2 separate regions of the Homo sapiens genome follow, and region 2 is linked to region 1. Evidence: read pairs that join two places in POLR2A ChIA-PET (ENCODE). Cell type or tissue: MCF 10A. All regions are shown on one strand. Links, peaks and the distances in the headings refer to the core of each region. The heading gives the core; the rest is flanking DNA.

Evidence for each region. Peaks named below come from ENCODE experiments on the same cell type or tissue, not always from the same donor. Only the 100,000 strongest peaks of a DNase experiment are listed, where the experiment ranks them.
Region 2: POLR2A ChIA-PET joins it to region 1 with 20 read pairs; 3 of 35 experiments call an interaction of 5 or more read pairs at or near these places.

Annotation. Positions count from the first base shown.
Region 1 is chr12:19,028,482-19,033,870 of GRCh38, forward strand. No RefSeq gene overlaps it. Among named protein-coding and RNA genes, the nearest start is that of PLEKHA5, 99 kb to the right of the region's middle. RefSeq lists an enhancer at 2,278-3,477. In MCF 10A, for the core only: no CTCF peak of the experiment used is centred there; a DNase peak (open chromatin) is centred at 2,730.
Region 2 is chr12:19,095,130-19,100,518 of GRCh38, forward strand. No RefSeq gene overlaps it. Among named protein-coding and RNA genes, the nearest start is that of PLEKHA5, 32 kb to the right of the region's middle. In MCF 10A, for the core only: no CTCF peak of the experiment used is centred there; a DNase peak (open chromatin) is centred at 2,142.

The DNA of each region.
Region 1 (5,389 bases), core at 179-5,178:
GTTTTGTTTGCATTTCTTTCTGTAAGTACTACAGTATAGGCTTTGAGCGGCTGGGGGGGAGAAAGGCCCTTAACTCAGGAGACAGAGGAAAAGGCATTAGCAACACTTCATGTAAGAGTGACATTTGGGCTGGGACTTAAAGGATGAAGATCAATTTTCCAGATGGAAAAGAAGGAGAAGAATATTCCCAAAAGAAACCATGCATGCAAAAGAACTGAAGGAGAAAGGCCACAGCATTTCAGAAAACAGTTGGGTTGATGATAAAGTTTTAAAGATAGCTTAGAACCTTGCAAGACTTTAGGGCAGGTGCTGTAGATCTTTTGAACAGGGAAGTGAAATTACCCTATTTGAGTTTTAGAAGACAACTGGGTGTTGCAATTTGAAGAATGAATGAGAATAAGGGTGAAATTAAGGTAAGGAAGGAGGCTGTACTAATTAGAGCTCTCAAGAGAAACAAAATTAATAGGGGTATGTGTGTATATATAAATGCTGTATATATGTATATATATGGGGGGAGAGAGATTTATTACAAAGAAATGGCTTGCAATTATGGAGTCTGGCAAGTCTAAAATCTGCAGAATGAGCTATCAGGCTGGAGACCCAGGACAGCCAAAGTTCCAGTTCCAATCTGAAGGCAATATATATATATATATATATGTGTGTGTGTGTGTGTATATATATTCTGATAAATATATATGCCTGATATATATTTTATATATATATTATATATATATATAATATATATACATCTCAGATTGCCTTCAGATTGGAACTGGAACATTAGCTCTCCTGGTCTCCAGCCTGATGTCATATATTTTATATCTATCTATCTATATCTATATCTATATCTATATAGATAGATAGATAGAGAGATATATATATATATATGACAGCTAAGGATCACTGGGTGTAACGAAAGCCTTGATATAAAAGTAGTGGCCAAAAAAGAAAAAGGAAAAGTGGATTACCTCTGCTTTCATAACACAAGAAGCAGAAGAAAGTGTCAAAACAAACAAACAAAAAAACCCTCTAGTATCTTCATAGAGAGAAGTTATCACATCAATGAAATAAAAACAGGATGCTTTAAAAAAAAAAGAGAGAGGAAACTTTTTGTTGTTATAAGCATTCTAATATTATTTGACCATTTAAATTATTCCTAGAATAGTTTCATAAGAATAAAATCAAATTAAAGAATAAATTTACTCCAACATAAAAGTTAAAATTCAGTAAATATTTCCAAATTTCTTCTGGCAAGGAACTTCTGCCTTTCTGTTTACCGAGTCTCAGGACAAAAGCCTTCTAATGGCTTTCTCCCCATCTCCACTGTCAGAATAGCAGTTCTCTGTCCCCATCAGGATACCTCAGAGATCCTGGACTTCATATTCAAAAGAACAGATGGGAAGCAGTCACTGTAGACCCTTCATCTTAATTGTCTCAACAGATTTTGGCAGTGTGTTGTTTTCTCTATGATCATTTCTACAGAAGCAAATTCTGTCAATCACCTAGATGTTTTTAGTATGCATAAGGTTGCCATGCCTTTGCCTGTGTCTTATTATCCACAAACATGAGGTCTTTTGATATCACACTTTCATCTATTCAATCATTCGTTCATCCAAACAATAATCCTAAATGAGCTCCTACTATGTACCAGATGCTTACTATTGCATTTTGTAAAATTATTTTTCTGCTATGCATGATTTCCCTACTTAGAGATCAGAGCAAAGAAATCCTGTGCAAATGTTCTGCCCAAAACTCTGGGAGGTGAAACCTCGCAGAGGCTCTCTGCACTTCTGACAGGAGGTCAGCAAGACAAAGGACTGTTTGGGATGCCAAGAACAGAGAGGACCTGAGGCAAAACCACCGGGCAGAATTGTGTGGAAGGCTTTCAAGTTTTCCTGTGCCTTTGCATGTCTACAACATATTTTGAAATCTTTCAGCATAACCAATGTAATATTATATAGATTTTGGTTTCAGTTGTAACCCAAGGTTCGGTTAGGTACCCAGATCACGAACTAAAATCTCAGGAGTAGTCAGCTGGCATTCCAATCAGAAAGCTCACACTTCAGAGACAGTCAATATGAACATACACTTTCTGCTATTCATGTCTCCATCAATATTAGAAGCTTTTCTACTTGGCATAATAAATGTTAAAAATGGGGTGTCATTGTGGAAATTAGTGAACTTCAAGATAACTTGTTCAATGAACAGAATGAGAAAATCCACCCAGATTTATAATCTGTCTCCTTAAGGATAACACCTGAAAACTTCACCCTTAAATGAACCTGTGTCCAATCATTGAGTCAGAAAATTCCTGCTTTCCTGATGCCAACTTATGGGCACAGGATTCTGCTGCCTCTGGCTATTGTTGCATTCAAGTAAATACTTCATGTAAACTTTTCATACAAAGAAGTAGTTGGAGCACCCAAAGAACAGAGAGCTAGGACTTCATTAATCTTACAGAACAGTTAGTATAAATATTTTGGGGTCTGCTCACTATTAAGTATTTTTTTCAGTAAGGTCTGTATTTGTGGCATAATTTTTGGAGAGTGACACTATTTCATGGTTGTTACTACTGTATACTAAAATAATCTAAGGCTGTGCAAAACCAAACTGGTTTAGGTTAACAACAGCCCCCATGGAAGGCACAGAATTAGTTGACGGAATGAAGACCTCTGAAGGAATTTTGTGGTCATGACAAGGGCGTGGTGCTCCATAAGGACCTTGAGTCATACAGCTGGGGATTAGTAAGAACATAAGTATTTCAATGGAAACTACTGGAAAGCAGGGACTAAGTCTGGAAACCACACAGGACAATCTCACAGATGACAGCGTGTACAACTACTGACCATGGCCCGGGTACCTCCTACTTCCCTGGGGCCATGAGGTTAGTTAAATTCAGTGAGGGAAAATGAAGTGAAGGACTGCCAGAAATTGACTAAAATTATGGTTACTTCCATTAGGAAGAATAGAGTCTCTAGAGAGATATCAAATTGGAATTTAAAAAACATTTTAATAATTTTCCTTCCTTACATATCTAAGTCTTGGGTTTTGAGGAATTCATACTCACTATATTCCATGCAAGGAAGAAAAATTCTGTCTCTCTTCATGTTTATCTAAAATACCTTTTATTTTAAGGCTTAACACTAACGGTTACATTTTCTCCTCCAGTAGCTCTTCAGAAGTGACTTCATGAGAATCTTTTTAGTGACCCAAAGTCTGGTCCAACAATCAAGAGAATATTAATGTCTTTTATATTAGTCCATTTTTACACTGCTTTAAAGAACTACCTGAGACTGGGTAATTTATAAAGAAAGGAGGTTTCATTGAATCACAGTTCTGCATGGCTGGGGAGGCCTCAGGAGATTTACAATCTTGGGGGAAGGCAAAGGGGAAGCAAGCACATCTTACATGGCTGCAGGAAGCAGTGGGGGGAACTGCCAAACACTTTTAAACCATCAGATCTCATGAGAACACACTCACTATCATGAGAACGGCATGGGAGAAACTGCCCCTATGATCCAATCACCTCCCACCAGGTCCCTTCCTCTATACCTGGGGATTACAGTTCAAGATGAGATTTGGGTGGGGACACAGAACCAAACCACATCATCCCACCCCTAGTGCCTCCAAAATCTCATGTCCTTCTCACATTTCAAAACACAATGATGCCTTCCCAACAGTCCCCCAGAGTCTTAACTCATTTCAGCATTAATCCAAAAGTGAAAGTCCAAAGTCTCATCGAGGCAAGGGAAGTCCCTTCCACCTATGAGCCTGTAAAATCAAAAGCAAGTTAGCCACTACAAAGATAAAATGGGGATATAGGCATTGGGTAAATGCTCCTATTCCAAATGGGAGAAATCAGCTAAAACCAAGGGGCTAGAGGCCCCATGAAAGTCAGGAACCCAACAGGGCAATCTTTATATCTTAAAGCTCCAAAATAATCTCCTTTTAACTCCATGTCTCACACTCAGGGCATATTGATGCAAGAGATGGGTTCCCAAGGCCTTGGGTAACTCTGTCCCTGTGGTTCTGCAGGGTACAGCCTCTGAGACTGTTTTCATGGGCTGGTGTTGAGTGCTTGTGGCTTTTCCAGGTGCACAGTGCTAGCTGTTAGTAGATCTCCCATTCTGGGGTCTGGAGGATGATGGCCCCTTTCTCACAGATCCACTAGGCAGTGCCCCAGTGGGGACTCTGTGTTGGGTCTCCAACCCCACATTTCCCCTCTGCGTTGCCCTAGTAGAGCTTCTCCATGAGGGCTCCACTCCTGAAACAGACTTCTGCCTGAACTTCCAGGCATTTCCGTACATCCTCTGAAATCTAGATGGAGGCTCCGAAAGCTCAACTCTTGTTTTCTGCATACCCACATACCCAACACCACCTGGAAGCCACCAAGGTTTGGGGTTTGCACACTCTGAAGCAATGACCCAACTGTACCTTGGCCCATTTTAACCACAGCTGGAACTGGAGCAACTGGGACACAGGCCGCCATGTCTCAAGGCCGTACAGAGCAGCAGGGCCCTGGGCCTGGCCCACAAAACCGTTTTTTCCTCCTAGACCACTGGGCTTGTGATGGGAGGGGCTGCCATGAAGATCTCTGAAATGCCCTGGAGACATTTTTCCCATTGTCTTGGCTGTTATCGTTCAGCTTCTCTTTACTTATGCAAATTTCTGCAGCTCGTTGCTTGAATTTCTCCCTAGAAAATGAGTTTTTCTTTTCTACCATATGATCAGGCTGCAAATTTTCCAAACTTTTATGCTCTGCTTCCCTTTTAAACATAAGTTCTAATTCCAGAACATCTCCTTGTGAACACATATGATTTAACGCTTTTAGGAACAGCCAGGTCACATCTTGAATCTCTGCTGTTTAGAAATTTATTCTACCAGATACCCTAAATCATCTCTCTCAAGTTCAAAGTTCCACAGATCTCTAACGCAGGGGCAAAATGCCACTAGTCTCTTTGATAAAGCATAGCAAAAGTAACCTTTGCTCCAGTTCCAATAAATTCCTCATCTCCATCTGATATGATTTGGCTCTTGGTCCTCACCCAAATCTCATCTTGAATTGTAATCTGCATGTGTCAAGGGAGAAACCTAATGGAATGTTATTGGATTGTGGGGGCAGTTTCCCTCATGCTGTTCTTGTGATAGTGAGTGAGTCTCACAAGATCTGATGGTTTTAAAAGTGGCAGTTTTTCTTCTGCTTGCACTTCACTTCTCTCACCTGCCACCATGTGAGACATGTCTGCTTTTGCTTCTCCCGTGATTGTAAGTTTCCTGAGGCCTCCCCAACCATGGGGAACTGTGAGTCAATTAAACCTCTTTTCTTTATAAATCACCCAGTCTTGGGTATTTCTTTATAGCAGTGCAAAAAATGGACTAATACAACATC
Region 2 (5,389 bases), core at 68-5,067, 67 kb after region 1:
TTAACATTCTCAAGATAAAAGCTCTTCTTTTCTATCTCTCCTCTCACAAATAACATATCCCCAAGCCCTGTCTTAGGCTCAGCTAGAAGAGGCAGAGCCAGGTCATGTAACCAAAGTGTCTTCCAAGAGACAGTTACCCCCAAAAGAATTCAGCAGACTTAGTATCTATTTGGGGATGACTTTATCAATGGGCTTCCCCAAAGGTAATTGTGGGCACTTAATTTACAAATACCCACCTTTAAAAATTGCTATTTACTTAATTAATTTACAGATACTTTGCTCATGATATATGAGTCCTCTCTAAACAAAGGAAGGTGGTAAACCCCAAGACAAATACACATTCCCACCATTTGTGGAGGAGTTGCAGGGAGGAATGCTTGGTGGTTTCGAATATTTTATCCCCTTTTCCAACCATCGAGAATTTCTATCAGGACCCATAGTCCTAGATTACCGCCACAATAGCATCATTAACATTTTTAAAGCATGACTATTTCTATATGAGTCTTCCCTTCTTAGACAAAAAGGCATTAAAGGCTTGTATTTCCCTATTTTCTTACATTCAAGCACTATCCTATCACAATTAAACTTATTGGCTTATTCCTAAGAGCCTTCATGTTTGTATTCTTGGAGCATTAAACTGCCGTTAAATTTGGGAGGTATTAAGTTAGTAAGGGATTGGCTTACGAACCACTTCAGAAGTAGCCTTCAGAAAGGTATTTATTGCCAGGCATGGTGGCTCAGACCTGTAATTCCAACACTTTGGGAGGCTGGAGGATCACTTGAGCCTAGGGTTTCAAGATCAGCCTCTGCAACATAGCGAGACCTCGTCTCTACTAAAAATAAAAATTAAAAAATTACCTGGACTTGATGTCATGCACCTGCAGTCCCAGCTATTCAGGAGAGTGAGGTGGGAGGATCATGCGAGCCTGGCAGTCTGAGGTTGCAGTGAGCCATGATGGCACCACTGCACTCCAACCTGGGTGACAGAGTGAGAGCCTGTCTCAAAAAAAAAAAAAAAAAAAGAAAGAAAGAAAGAAAGAAACGAAAAGAAAAGCACTTATTACCAGGAAAAAGGGTAGGGGATATGCGGCATTTTGTTAGTAAAAGAGTCACTGAAAAAAAATCTGCGAACCACTGTTTCAAGGGAAGCTTGTACTTATTCACCCATTGAACTTTGTCATCTTCTGATGGGTGTGGTAGGCTTACTCATAAAGAAAAGAAAGACTCCTAGAAATTTCTCTATTCTTATCTTGAATTCTGGTTGTTCCTGCAATACAGAGCTAGTATTTAATTATTTGGTCTACTTTCTTTGTGTACTACAAATTCTGTAATATTGGGAACATTAACCAATTCAGTAAGAGTTGAAGGAAGAGAGAATACAGAGCTAGTATTTAATTATTTGGTCTACTTTCTTTGTGTACTACAAATTCTGTAATATTGGGAACATTAACCAATTCAGTAAGAGTTGAAGGAAGAGAGGGGACTTTACATATATACATACATATATATATATATATATATATATATATATATATATAGCCTTTGAAAGATTGCCAAAGGAGGGCAAAACAGTTTGGATACAGTCTCAATAAGCTTATCATATTTTAAATCTGCCTAAGAGCTTACGTGTAAACCTCAAGTTAAACAACAGTTGACATGCATGCATTCTGATAAAACTCGATTACCTAATACACTAAATTTCAGAACTGGTGGGAAAAAATAGATTTTTACTGGCAAAGTTATGTCTTTTTTTCAGCTGAAAATTAATACATGGAAGGATAATCTTAGGAAATGTCATTTGTTTTATATGCACGTATCTAACTCTAAAACAAACTTTATTGCTCCGTGTAATTATACAAATGCTGTATATGTATGTTGCTAAGTACTTAAAATCTTCATTGTAACTATAGTTGAACTTCTAATGAATACCCAGGGACAGCAAAGACATGTCTGAACAGGTAAATCAGTGCATAATTAAATGACATGCATGTCCTGTGTATTGCAATCTTTTAAAGCTCTGAGTACTTTCTATTACGCAATTTTTTAGAGCAGCTCTTTTTTTTTTTTTTACACAAACATGATAAGGACACAAAAGACTTATTTTCTTTTCCTCTGGCCACTGTGTTATGAGAACCTCATGTCTTACCACACCAACCCCCGCCCTTGACTGGATTGCCAGTAAAGACCAGATTTTTCCAAATATTATGTTCTAGCTGGATTTGCAACAATCATAAGTCAATCATTAGGAATCCTGTGCATATGGCAAACTTTTTTTTTTTTTTTTTTTTGAGACAGAGTCTTGCTCTGTCACCCAGGCTGTAGTGTAGTGGTGCAATCTCAGCTCACTGCAACCTCCGCCTCCCGGGTTCAAGCAATTCCCCTGCCTCAGCCTCCTATGTAGCTGGGACTATAGGTGCGTGCCACCATGCCCAGCTAATTTTTTCTATTTTAGTAGAGACGGAGTTTCACCACGTTGGCCAGGATGGTCTCGATCTCCTGACCCCGTGATCCACCCACCTCAGCCTCCCAAAGTGCTGGGATTACAGGCGTGAGCCACCTTGCCTAGCCGCGAAGTTTATTTTAATAGTATTTTGAACTGAAAATAAGCAAGCTTTTTTTTGTTTTCCCCAGACAGGGTCTTGCTCTGTCACCCAGGCTGGAGCACAATGGCACAATCATAGCTCACTATAACCTCGGACTCCTGGGCTCAAGGATCCTCCTATCTCTGCCTTCCAAGAGCTGGGACAACAGGTGAGTGCCACCACACCTGGCTAATTTTTTTTTTTTTTTTTTTTTGAGACAGAGTCTTGCTCTGTCATCAAGTTGGAGTGCAGTAGTACCATCTGGGCTCACTGTAACCTCCACCTCCCAGGTTTAAGTGATTCTCCTGCCTCAGCCTCCCGAGTAGCTGGGACTACAGGTGCGCACCACCACCCCAAGCTAATTTTTGTATTTTTAGTAGAGATGGGGTTTCACCGTGTTCGCCAGGATGGTCTCGATCTCTTGACCTCATGATCCGCCCACCTCGGCCTCCCAAAGTGCTGGGATTACAGGCGTGAGCCACTGCACCCAGCCTACCTGGTTAATTTTTTAAAAAATTTTTTTGTAGAGATGGAGATCTCACTATGTTGCCCAGGCTACTTGCCAACTCCTGGACTCAAACCATCTTCTCCCTTCATCCTCCCAAAATGCTGGGATTACAGATGTGAACAACCGTGCCCAACAGGAACATATTTAAAATTGTAATATCCAAAGAATACTACCATAGCTCAAGTTTGTTTTTATTCACATGTTCCACAGCATTCACTTTAAGTAAATATCCATTATTGTTTCCCAAATCCTTTTGGGGTCAGCAAATAATACTTTAAGAAAAAGTTTGTGGGGGAAAAAAGGAAATTTTAATTACTTTCCATGGGAAAGTTCCAAATGGAACAAAAGTGGTTCTTAGATATAATTTTACAAAACCCTTATAGCACGTTGAGGCTAAAGGCATTTATGCAATTACTAAGTCTACTGTATATGTGAGCAAACATGAGGGTAGAATAAGAATAGAGCTATTATGTTACTGTACCATTATTCTAGTGGTCTGCCTTTAATACCCAGAGACATCTTTGGAGAATGTCAAAATGTTCCCTTTATTATAACATTTTTTTCTTTCTTTTTCTTCTGATTAATAAGGTGGGTTGATAATATAAATTTTTAAATTTTTATTTTTATTTTTTGGAGACAGAGTCTCACTTTGTCACCCCGGCTGAAGTGCAGTGGCACAATCTCAGCTCACTGCAGTCTTGACCTCCCAGGCTCAAGCCATCCTCCTGCCTTAGCCCCACAAGTAGCTGGGACTATAGGCGTGTGCCACCATGCCTAGATAATTTTTGTATTTTTTGTAGAGACAGGTTTTTGCCATGTTGCCCAGGCTGGTCTCGAACTCCTGAGCTCAAGTAATTCGCCCACCTTGGCGTCCCAGAGGGCTGGGATTACAGGCATGAGCCCCACGCCGGGCCTATAACTTTTTAAAATTGTTATATCTAGTTCTTTGCTAGAGAAATTTTATTTTGATAAATGAGTTAATAATTATAATTTAATTATAATACAGAAAAGGTTTCAGTGGTATCCAAAAGGAAAGATTTGACTGATATATGAATGTGCTCGCTTCTGAAATAGAAGCAACAAGAAAATATAATCATTTTAACTAAGGCCAGACAATTGAGGCAAAGTATACGACCAATGGAATTGCCATTCAAGCATGGCAGGTATTTTGTTCCAGCATTCCCCATTTTCAGGTTAATCTTCAAATTTTTTTCCCCAAATGATTTCTCAGGGCTACGTGTCCCCTGCTTTGAAACAGCATGCTGTTGTTTCCATAACATGAAGTCTATTCTCTAGGGTGGCCAGATCTCAGCTGAGGGCAAATCATTCTCAGAATCATTGCTCTGTTCCCATGACCTGGACCTGATTAAACAAATTACAGTGGCAAGCCCAGAAGTATTCCTCCAACCAGTTAGGCAGAAACTTGGGACCTAAGCAAGAGACAAGGCACAGAGGAGAGCAACAAGGTGCAGCTAACTTTTTTTCTGGCAAGAATAAGAAAAGAAGATGGACACTGCAAACAAGGGCAGAATTCTATAAACCTTGATAGTGATGGTGAACACCAGCATGAAACAAATAAAGCATCATAAAATGACAAGCAATTACAGACTCTGCAGTAAGTAGATGAGCAAACCTGATATATTAACTAGTTCCAATGCTCCAAGTACAAAATTTATGTATGAATCTAACAAAATTAATAGAATAATAACAGTGCTTAAATTTTTTATTAAAAGCTGCCCATCAATGCAACTCTATCTTTCCTATATGTTGTTTTTATAATTCATTTTCTGTATCTCTGGGTCTAATTGGCCATAGTCCATCTTGTTTTAAAAGTTCATCATTCCAAGATCAATTCCACTGGTTAAAATAGGCAATCTTTCCACAACTTGTAAACATAAAACTTGCCTGGAAATAGCCTGCTTTCCTTCCCTTTGTAGATGTTAATCAAACTTAACAGCATAGACTTGAAATTCAATTCAGTTTGGCTAGACATGAATTCAACTGACTTTAACATTTTAAATGATAAAAAATAATAAAACCAGTAATACAAAAGAGGATCTAGACATTGCCTTATCAATACTCAAAATGGATATTTACAAGTGTTTCCCAAGTAAGGCAAGTCGTAAGTATTTGATTTAATAATAGTATGCTGTTCCACAACTAGTGTATATTGAGGAATTGCATCCATAGACAACTCCAAGGTCAAAGTCCTTATAATATCATCTTTATACAGTTAAATGGATTAATTAGCAAAAAGATATTGATATCCCGTCTTGAGAATATAATAATTCAGGCAAGC